Linked DNA regions of Homo sapiens: region 1 is linked to region 2. Evidence: read pairs that join two places in POLR2A ChIA-PET (ENCODE). Cell type or tissue: PC-9. All regions are shown on one strand. Links, peaks and the distances in the headings refer to the core of each region. The heading gives the core; the rest is flanking DNA.

Region 1 (5,393 bases), core at 277-5,276, 130 kb before region 2:
TTGGTATTTCCAAAGGACTTTCATGTACATTGCCTCATTTTACCTTTACAGCTACTCTGAAATACACAGGCATTATCCCTTTTATTCAGCTGAGAAAACTGAGCTTCATTGAGGTGGAGGTCAAAAATCACAAAATTTGTGATGAATTAAGATTTGAACATATGTTTTGTGACTCCAGTTTTCCTTTCAGATTTTAAAATTAATTAAAGGGATCTTCATTATACTTTTATTGTTAACTTTTTGTTAACATAATTTATTCATACATTCAGTGAAAATTTTGTTGAGGTACTGGGACAGGTTAAAAAATACAGTTGTAGCCCTCAGGATATTTAATATCCAGTGAAAAGTGACAGTCAGTAAACCAACAATCTCAATACTTTGATATATGTTGTGAGGTTGTGATAACCGATTCTTGTTTAGTTTAATTCTATATCTCCCTTAGACCAGTGTTAAATTTAAATAAAACACCTCATTTTTTCCAATTCAGGGAAGGCACTAAACATAAAGCATAGGATAGAAATGTTGAACTCATCCAAAATATTATTTTGTTTAATGAAAATGATGAAGATTAAGGAATACTTCCATGTATTGAGTAAGGTTGATAATTTTCTAATTCTTCACTGTGCATTATTTTGTTTGAAGTTGGTAAATTTGGAGTATCCTGCAGACACATTTTGCTTTATGTACTACAACATTCTACAACCAAATAAAAATTATTTTGATTATCTGATTTTGGATTATCTCTGCCAAAGTATATAATGAAAGGTTGTCTCCTTGCTGCTTTACTGAATGAAAAGTGTTGATTTAGTAACTCCAAACTATCAGGTTATTAAATAATCATCTTATTGTGTCTACAAGATAGCTGTCACTCTCACATATTTGTATGTAGGTTTCTAGGACTTTTGGGGTACAACAACAAAGATTTCTAGTAAGTTTTGTTTTTGTTTTTAATTTTATTTTAAATTTATAAATAACAATGGTACCTATTCATGAGATACATAATAATGTTTCCATTCATATAATGTACAGTGATCTGACCAAGGTAATTAGCATATCTATCATTTCGAACATTTTTCTTTGTGTTACGAACATTTAATATGTTCCTTCCAGCTATTTCAAACTATATAATATACTATTGTTAACTATAGTTATCCTACAGTGGTATAGAACACTAGAACTTATTCCTCTTAAAGTTTTGTTTTTAATCTAAGCACTGCTACTAACTGCACATAGGAAATATTGATTGCTATTTTATTAATAAGGGGAATTAAGTTTGTAAGTCAAATAAACATTAATGAAATACCTTTTTGAAAATACTATCAAACTAAAACTTACTGGGCCATTTATCCAACTGTAATTTTAAATTGTGAAAAATAGCACAGTGGCCAAATATGCTATACCCCAGTGCTTTATAAAACAAATAAGATGACCTTACCACTAGGAGGTGGTATTTCAACAAGTAGCTCTACTATTATTTCTTGGTATAAAGTTGAACTAATCTTTTTTTTTTTTGAAAAAAATCAACTTTATTTTTTCTAGGTTTAAAAAAATAGAACCAGCTATTAATTTTTGTTGAGAAAATGCATCTTTTGGTGTTCACATCTAAATTTCTGAAAAGGTGATCTGGTTACTAAAATCATCCCAAATACATTCATAAACCAGATCCACGTGTGACCAGCCCTTTACAAAAATTAATTACAGTTGCCACAGCCTTTACATTCATTCTTATCACACGTTACAACATGCAGATAACACAAAGAAAGGTCAACAAGCTGAAGTAAACATTACAGCATCAGGAAAATGAAAACCCATCTGTATAAAATAAATACAATTTTGTAATAACTGTAAAGAAAATGAAAGCACTTAATAAAAATAATGGCAGTTGAATGTATAACTGTCTCATCTCCCAATCATAAAATAAGTTACTGTAAAATGCATAGACTCCTTACACTTAAAGAATTTGTGCATCACAGTCATGTGAAGTTGAACTAATCTTAAACTCTGTATTTTCTTGTGGAATAAAAAGGGAGGGGAGGACGCATTTAAAGTTAGTGAATGTATTGCTCTTACTTTAGGTATAACGTGGTAGTTCAAGTAGATAAAAGCATTTAGGAACCCTCACCCACTTCTATCTCACTCCTACAGAATCTCTAGTAATTGCTTTTCTGTAAGTAGATTTTTGGGAGAAACTCAGAGAAGCTTATTCTATGTAACATGACAAAACAGAAATAATATCTATATATTCAGCAGCTGGAAGGAAAGATAACAGTGACATACGAGTTATATGCTTTTATATCTCAAAGTGGGATTTGATATTTATTTTTACTTGATTGTCCTAGAGTTATACTTCCAATGTATCCATCTTACTTTTTGTGTGAACTCTTAGAGAATGCTACCAATCTATGAAAGTTCAGCACTTTAAAGAAAGCATTACTCAGTTATTGTGTGTTATCGTGTTTGTATGCATGAGTCTTTGTGTATGTGCTAAATGGCAAATAAGAAATATGTGTGTTAAATATGACACATAGCCTTTTTGCCCTAGCTAATATAAATTAACACACACATAACACATTGGATGCAGTAGAATAATAGATTTCTCTCTATAGATTTTTTAATAAATTATGCAGTAAAGAATGGAAAGCATGGTCCATATGCTTACTGGATGTGTTTGTGTGAACCCTGATCTAGGGCACGTGCATTTCCATTGTAGGCAGTGTTTTTAAAGTTTACTTGTGATTTCAAAGATTGCCATAAGCAATGCATTGTTCTGTGCTAGGTCATTGCTTAATGAAGAAAAAAGAAATCTGCCAGTACTGCTTTTTCCAGATTAACACGTTTGGTTTGAAGTCACAGTGATTACATGTCAACTGTGTTGAGACAAACTTTTCATACTCTCCTTAGATGCATTTTTGTAGAGAAAGAAATGCTTACATCACATTCCCCATGTCCTTTTGCCAAGCGCCTGAGGTGAGCTATGTCTCTGCTGTATTTGGAGCAGACTTTTTGTTTTATTTAATTCTCAGAAGGTTGAGGTGTCCAGTTACTACATTTTGTTAAACAAAATTTCCAGCAGACACTATAGCTCAAAATACCACATTCCTTTCTAACCAAAAACAAAACAAAAGACAAAAAAGGGGAGTAAAGGGAGTACTCTCATTTCATGAGAAACATTTGTAGAAAAGAGATTTGTTCATGGTAACAATTGGGTTTTTAATACCCTTCATTTTCAGAATTCTGCATCACACGCTGCTTCAGTTTACATCTCACCATGCTTTCCTGTTCCTTACGTTTTTAAAGCTCATGTTTTAAGGTTGTATTTTCTTTCTTTTGTTGTTGTTTTGTTTTGTTTTGTTTTGTTTTTGAGACGGAGTCTCGCTCTGTTGTCCAGGCTGGAGTGCAGTGGCGCGGGCTCTCGGCTCACTGCAAGCTCCGCCTCCCGGGGTTCACGCCATTCTCCTGCCTCAGCCTCGCCAGTAGCTGGGACTACAGGCGCCCGCTACCACGCCCAGCTAATTTTTTGTATTTTTAGTAGAGACGGGGTTTCACTTGTAAGCCAGGATGGTCTCGATCTCCTGACCTCATGATACACCCCCCTCGGCCTCCCAAAGTGCTGGGATTACAGGCGTGAGCCACCGCTCCCGGCCAAGATTGTATTTTCTTATCCCTCCCATCAGCCTCGTTTTCATACTTGATATTTCATATTTACAAGGTACCTTCATTCCTTTGGTTTTCTACTTTTCAATACATATCCAGATTTGGCTAATAGAGTTATCTGTTTGACATATCCTGTGTCCCCTCAAATATATCCTCCAAACTTAACTCATCATCTTCTCTCCAAAACCTGCTCCCATCCTGTCTTCTGTCTCAGAGAATGAAATCATTATTCATGCAGTTGCCCAGCCAGAAACCCTGGAGTGTTTCTGAATGCCTCCCTTTCCGTCTCCCCTTCCCTTCCCACACTACTGACTGTATGTCTACCATGTGTTCCCATGTCTCTCAACTTTCACAGACATTCAGGTCATCATCTCTCACCTGTATCATTAGAGCAGCCTTCTGACTAGTCTTTCCTTATTGAATCCCTTCTTACAGTATCATTATTGATTGTTTTAAAATGCAAATCTGGTCATATTACATCTCTCAAAAAATTTTTATGGCTTTCCCACTGCCTCCAAGGTAAAGACCTACTCACTAAAATGTATAAGTGCTGTCATCCTCTTGCCCCTGCATACTTCTTTAATTTCTACCACTCCCCATGCTGTAGCCATTCTGTACTTTTTTCATTTCCTAGAGTATGCCATTAAGCTAGGCCAGACCAAATAGGTTGGTTGGCATTCAAAGACTGACTAGAACTCAGATTTTTGTTTAGGATTATCTTCACTTAGGCTTTCTACTAAATTAGCAAATAGGAAGTAGCAAGGACATCTACAATATAAACATTTACGTAAATAATTACAACACTCTAGTGTCTCCCTAGTTTCTCATGGAGATATGGCCAAAATTCAGTTGTCAATGTCATATATATATATATGTGTGTGTGTATATATATATATGTATATATATGTGTATATATGTATATATATGTATGTGTATATGTGTGTGTGTGTGTATATATATATATGTATATATATATACACACACACACATATATATAGCGAGTACCATGCCAGATTGTACATGGAAGCTCAGTAGCTTTTGTTCCATGGGCAGTGTGAGGGGCCATACTAATGCTCAAAGGTCTACCTTCTACTGTATAAAGAAAGTTTTACTATATTGAAAAGCGTGCACAATATTTTTTTCTGTGTTATTGGGTCAACAGCAGTTCTCACCATGATCACCATCATCTTCCACAGCTATGTTTTCTCTTGCTTCTTGGCTTTGTACACATTGCTGGCTCTTCGTACACATTGCATACACACGGCATTTGTCAATGTCGCCTCTCTTGAATAACTCTTAACTATCCTTTAAGACTCAGATCTGGGGTCTTCTCTTCCAGAATATTTTCTTCGTTGTTTGCCTCATTAGCAACCATCCTGAGCATCATTTTTTATGGTCCTCAGTGAACTTATTTTTAAATGTTGGTCTGTTTAATTGTCTACTACTAAATATAGGCTCCATCAGAATAAGGAGCATATCTTACTTATCTTCATATTTTTAGTACCTAGCAAAGATATTATCACATTATAATAATCTAATATCTATAGGAGAAAAAAGGGAAAGAGGGAAGTGTATTATTCCTTTCTCACACTGCAATAAAGAACTACCTGAGGCTGGGCACGGTGGCTCACACCTGTAATCCCAGCACTTTGGGAGGCCGAGGCAGGCAGATCATGAGGTAAAGAGATCAAGAGCATCCTGGCCAACATGGTGAAACCCTGTCTTTACTAAAAATACAA
Region 2 (5,393 bases), core at 110-5,109:
GACTCGAGCCCAGCTCTGACTCCAGACCAGCACATGGTGTTTATGCTGCCCTAGGGTGAGGGTGTGGAGGGGAAAGATGGATTCCACATAGTGGAGGGAGGATTTTATTCATGAACAAACATGAGCTGACTCCAGGAGACTCCTAGGAATTGTTTAATAGGAATTTAAAGTAAAACTGGAATTTTTGAAATCACAAGTAGAGAAGGAACCAGGAAAATACTGTTTGTTATTGTTACGACCTTAGTTTATATTCCTGAATGCTGTGGCCTACAGAAACTTGGGGCTACGTGAGGTTGTGATCATGCTTTGAAAAGAATAAAAACACTATGCAAATATGTGGTACAATAGAAAAACACTGAGCTGGGAGCAGAAAATTCCAGTTCTAGTCCCAATTCTGCCAGTAACTTGCCATCGGCCTTTGAGAAAGTCCCCTTCACAGCCCACACCTTAACCACCTGACCTGTAAATGAAAATGCTGGTAAATGATTTTCTCTGCTCGAAGTTTTTCTGATGTGGAAACTGTATAGCTCTGTCTGGATCCTACCTGGGTGACTGGAAGTCCGACATTGCCTGAAGTAGGCTTGGTGTATACCTTGTGTCTTAGCATCAATACTAATGGCATCTTCTTTCAGAACCAAAGGTGTGCGCATTTGGGCAATAAATCATATGAGTATCCTGTGCTTCACCAATATTTGTTTGTTGGGTCTTCTTGGCTGAGTCAGACTCAAGAAAAACCTTACCCTTGTCTCAGTAGTGGGTACCAGCTGGAGTGACCTCTTCCAGACACAGGAGGTTCTTGCTGTCTTGTTGCTGAGCTGCTTGGCTCTTACCTGCTGCCACATTTCTGGCCCATCTCACCTGGTTCTCTCCTCACATCTTACACCTTGAATATGAAATGTCCTGCTGCTTAAATTGAGAAACAATTCTGCTTCGCCTTTTGGCTTCCCAAAAAGGAAATTATTTCAGCTGGACTGTGAAAAGAAGACAGTAATTAATGTAAAGAAAAAGTAGTTTGATATAGTACTGCTGATTCAAAGACATAATATGCTGTAATGTAGTCATTCCTAGTCCTATTAGATTTGATGCTATTTTTCATCAAATTACCTACAATCATAATATAATTATATCAATACTGACTGAATATAACAAAAATTAATTTTAAAATATGGAGCTAGATCAAGAAGTGAGATGTTGAAACAAAATCTTCTGCCACTCAATTTCGAGTATCTCTAAACATACTCTTTCATTCTCTTGCTATCATATAAAAAAGTTACACGAATCACTATGTGAAATAAAATTGTTTTCACTATAAAACAAAGCAATGATCTATAGAAATAAAACATAAAAAGAAGATAGTTTTACCTTATTCTTTTTAATAGGTTAAAATGGACTATATAATTTTATTATACTCTTAATTTGCTTAGCAAAACGTTTCCTCCCAGATACTGAAAGAAAAACTTTAGCTCAGGCCAGATTTAATAATCCTAAACTTTCTGAATGTCATCTGAAAAATTAAACAATCAGTCAAATTCTCTAATCTGTGTTTCTGGTTCAAAATCCTCTTCCCCGTCTTTCTAGGTAAACTTCAGCTATTCAATCCAGAAAACGTAGTATGTTAATGATTGAACAAACATCAGAAGACTGGCATCCTATTCAAAATACTGTTTCTGCACTCTGCTCATGGGTTTGAAACAAATAATTTCTCAGTAGTAATTGCTTGCTTTCCAGAAAGAGCTACGGTTCAAGAAGAAGGGTTGGTGGGAAACTTGTACTAGTTACAAACCTGATTGGCTAACATCTATTTTAGAATCCTTTGGGACAACATTGAGGTTGGTTATATTGGCTAAAAGATCATATTTCTGGGAACTTGCCAACCAGAAACTCAAATGAAAGCTTGTGCCCTGGAAGCTCTGAAACAAAGATATCAAAGTAATACTGTGTCCCTTCATAGTGCCTGCTCCGTGGTCAGGAAATGACGCTAGGTGACACTGGGAAGACCCAAGGCCTGGCAGGGCCTTGGCTGGTCTACACCCTAAAGAGGAAGAAACCACCAGCATCTTTTATTTGATTCAGTTCAGTTTAAAATATCATCCCATCTGTGCCAAAAAGGGGCAATTTGATCTTACGAGCAAACAACAAAAGGAATTTTGCATTAGAGGATTAAAAAAAAAAACTGTTTGTTAGTTTCTTACACTTCCTGCAAATATCTTAGTTTGAAATGCTAAATGTTTTTAGGACACTTTAACTTTATTTTAGATGTGTATTAAGTACAAATCTTTTTTATGATATTGGGCATTTATGCTCAATCTCTTTTCTGTTAATAATTTTTCTTATTTGATTATTTTTAAAAAGAAAAAGAAAACAAATGTCTCTTTGTCCAGTGTCTGGTTCCAGATATTTTACTTTTAAATGTTTACCTAAGGAAAAAAGAATGAGATTGCTATTTGCCAAGCCTGGAAGGATGGAATTTGCTATTTGTTTACGGAAGTCATTGGTGCTACTGCCTTACCTGCTACCCACTGCCCTACGCAACCACTTTCTCATTCTTCAAAAGTTTCACTGACATGAACCTCACTTGTGGGTGCCAGGTTATGACCACATGCATAGTTTCATCTTCATCTTATGCAACATTTGGGGTAAAAGGAAGGTTATGTGGTAACCAGTTTATGACTTGAACTATAGGCAAAGATTGACCAGACCAAGCCCTGAGACACAGTGTTGAGAGCCAAGACATAAAGTTGTGAAGATTCAGACCCAGAGCCCAGCAGGGCACAGGCTGGAGGGGTGATGTGAGTGATCAGTAACACCATGAAGACTCTGCTCCTGGGTCAGGAATGCTTTTTTGTCCCTGTTTTTGGATTTTCCACCATGATCAGGTATGTTTGCTCACCTCAGCTGGGAGCCTGAGTGGGAGTTGGGGGACTATGGATGTTCTCTGCCACTGACTGGAGGGGAGCACAGCCAAGAATCATGAGCACTTTTGCCTTCATGACTGTATTTTCTTATGGTTAGAAACAAAACTAAACAATTTAAATAACTCTGCTTAATGGAAGTCAGGAAAGAGAAAAGGCAGCTATGAAGTGTTGTTGTTACAGACTGTGCATGGACCCTAATGGTCACCTAAATGTGAGAGGAGGCTAGGCACTGAGAATGCCATGTGCAAGGAAATAATAAAAGCAAGTCCTCCAAGACATTTCCCACAGACTCAAATATTTTCGAAGTAACAAAAATAAGAAGAGTGCCCTTTTTGAGTCACAAAATTGGCATGAAGTGAACTGGTTCTATGCTTGCTGTAATTGTTGTTCAAGGAGGAAGGGGGGAAGCCATTGAATGTGTTCAGTGAGCTAGAAAGGTAACTTTCTTAACTGGAAGAAAATGATCAAGGGTGAGAAGTCAGGAGGAAAGAGATGTTTTTGACCAGGTCTCATTCTTCTCCCTCTGTGTCTGACCTTGAAAAGGAGAGATTGCAGAATAGGAAAAAAAAAAAAAAGTTTGAACCTTCCCAAGAGATGGGTAAACAGCTCTCCTTCAGAAGAGGATGAGCTGTCAAGGATACTGGCTGTGTGACATCTCACAAAGGTAGAAACACTATTAGGCCATCACTGGGATTTTAGTTTACAGGACTCTATTCTCCTTCCCTCAAAACTTTGACAAGATGCAACTTCTTTCCTGAGCTAAACTGTTGTGTTGGTTGTAGTATCTTGTCTTATGCCTCATTACTCACTATCAGAGCTCAGTGATGAAATGATAGAAAACTTGAGTCAGTGATGGGGACTACTTGAGACTGAACGGGCAACAAAATGAAACCTTCAGAAGCCTTCTGGAAAGAGGGACAGGAGAGGAAGCAGTGGAGGAAATTTCATGCAGGGCTCCTGGAGGTGCCATAAACAGGATAAAGATCTGGGACTTGTCTGTAATCAAAAAGCACAGGGGATAACTCAAAAGTGCTCAAGGAGGGGAAAGAAAGCAGACTTGGTCTTCTTGCAGTAGCACTGGCTGGTAATGGTTGAAATGTGAATGATCACATTCTAGTTAGGCACATTTCTTCAACTTTCATTCCATATTGTGTTGTACCTTATATATCTGAAAAATTTAATATGAAAATGAAATTGCTTTTTGATTTTTTTTATTTTAAAGAGCATAATCAACTGTGTTCCTGCTTCCTCCAGTTTCTCCTAATGAAGGAAAGCCTGTCTGCAGACCTCTGTACTTGTAGCTGATACCTGTGTATACACAGTGGGGTACATTATAATTTCAGAGTTAGTGCACTTTCATAAATTATTTAACAAATAATCAGCCTCCATAAGATTGGTCTTGAATATCCATACCTGTTAAGTGATGGCAACTCTCAAACCCTAGGAATAACAAATACCCACTCAGTTCATCAAGAAATAATTAATGTAAGTTTGGGAGCAGAGAGATGTGTGGGCTCAAATCCCAGTTGCAGAGAAACCACCGTGTCACCTGTAACCTCTGAGAGCTTAGTTTTCCCATTCATATTAACTATAATTTCTAAGAAGCTATACTGTTGTAGGAATTACATATGATGTATGCTAAGTGCTAGCACAGTGACATACAGAGCTTTGGAGCCTCAGTTAATGCTCATTACTGTCATTACAGCATACCATGAGACCATTCCTATTTTTAGAAATATAGGTACTAGATACATGGGGGATCTTAAATCTAGTTGTTTTAAAGTCCCATTGGTCATCTAAATATAAAGTCATAGCATTCTTGAAAGTGGTTTTCAGAAATACCAAGAACTACAAGATTTCTACTTAAACTAGAAATAGTTTTGGTCTCACATAAGGTGACCAACTGGGGCTCCCAAGGTGAGGTCCCCGGACCAGAAGCATTAGCTTTACCTGGAAGTTTAGGAATGCAAATCCGTGTCTCCCAGCCCAGACCTAATGAGTCACAAACTCTGGCTGGAGCACGAAGTATGTGTTTGAATAAATTCTCCAGGTGATTTTGATGCACGCAGCATGCTAACATTTAAGAAATCCTGGTCTATAATGTTTCACTTATGCCAAACTAAGACATTTTACAGAGGGGAAAAGAAAAAAAAAAGCAATAAGCCTGTTTCAATTTCTCTAGGACACATGCGTCAGTACTTTTATAGCTGATAGTCTGTCCCCATCACTAAAATGACTCAAGTTTTCTATCATTTCATCACTGAGCTCTGACAGTGAGTAATAAGGCATAAGATAAAATGCTACAACCAACACAACAGATTAGCTCAGCAAGGAAGTTCCATCTTGTCAAAGTTTTGAGGAAACGAGTTTTGAGGAAAGGAGAATAGAGTCCTGTAAACCAAAACGCCTAATAGTGATGGCCTAATAGCGTTCCTACCTTTGTGAGATGGCTCACAGTCAGTATCCCCAATAGGGACT

What was found. Peaks named below come from ENCODE experiments on the same cell type or tissue, not always from the same donor. Only the 100,000 strongest peaks of a DNase experiment are listed, where the experiment ranks them.
Region 1: POLR2A ChIA-PET joins it to region 2 with 9 read pairs; 2 of 35 experiments call an interaction of 5 or more read pairs at or near these places.

The regions. Positions count from the first base shown.
Region 1 is chr13:43,893,203-43,898,595 of GRCh38, forward strand. LACC1 (laccase domain containing 1) reads left to right here. Exons shown (of 7, transcript NM_153218.4): 7 at 1-730. Among named protein-coding and RNA genes, the nearest start is that of LACC1, 16 kb to the left of the region's middle. In PC-9, for the core only: a CTCF peak has its summit at 1,412 (motif pointing right); a DNase peak (open chromatin) is centred at 2,839.
Region 2 is chr13:44,019,793-44,025,185 of GRCh38, forward strand. It overlaps NRAD1 (non-coding RNA in the aldehyde dehydrogenase 1A pathway), which reads left to right and starts at 2,543. Exons shown (of 3, transcript NR_026955.1): 1 at 2,543-2,876. In PC-9, for the core only: no CTCF peak of the experiment used is centred there; DNase peaks (open chromatin) are centred at 2,549 and 3,249; H3K4me3 peaks cover 833 bases; H3K27ac peaks cover 2,021 bases.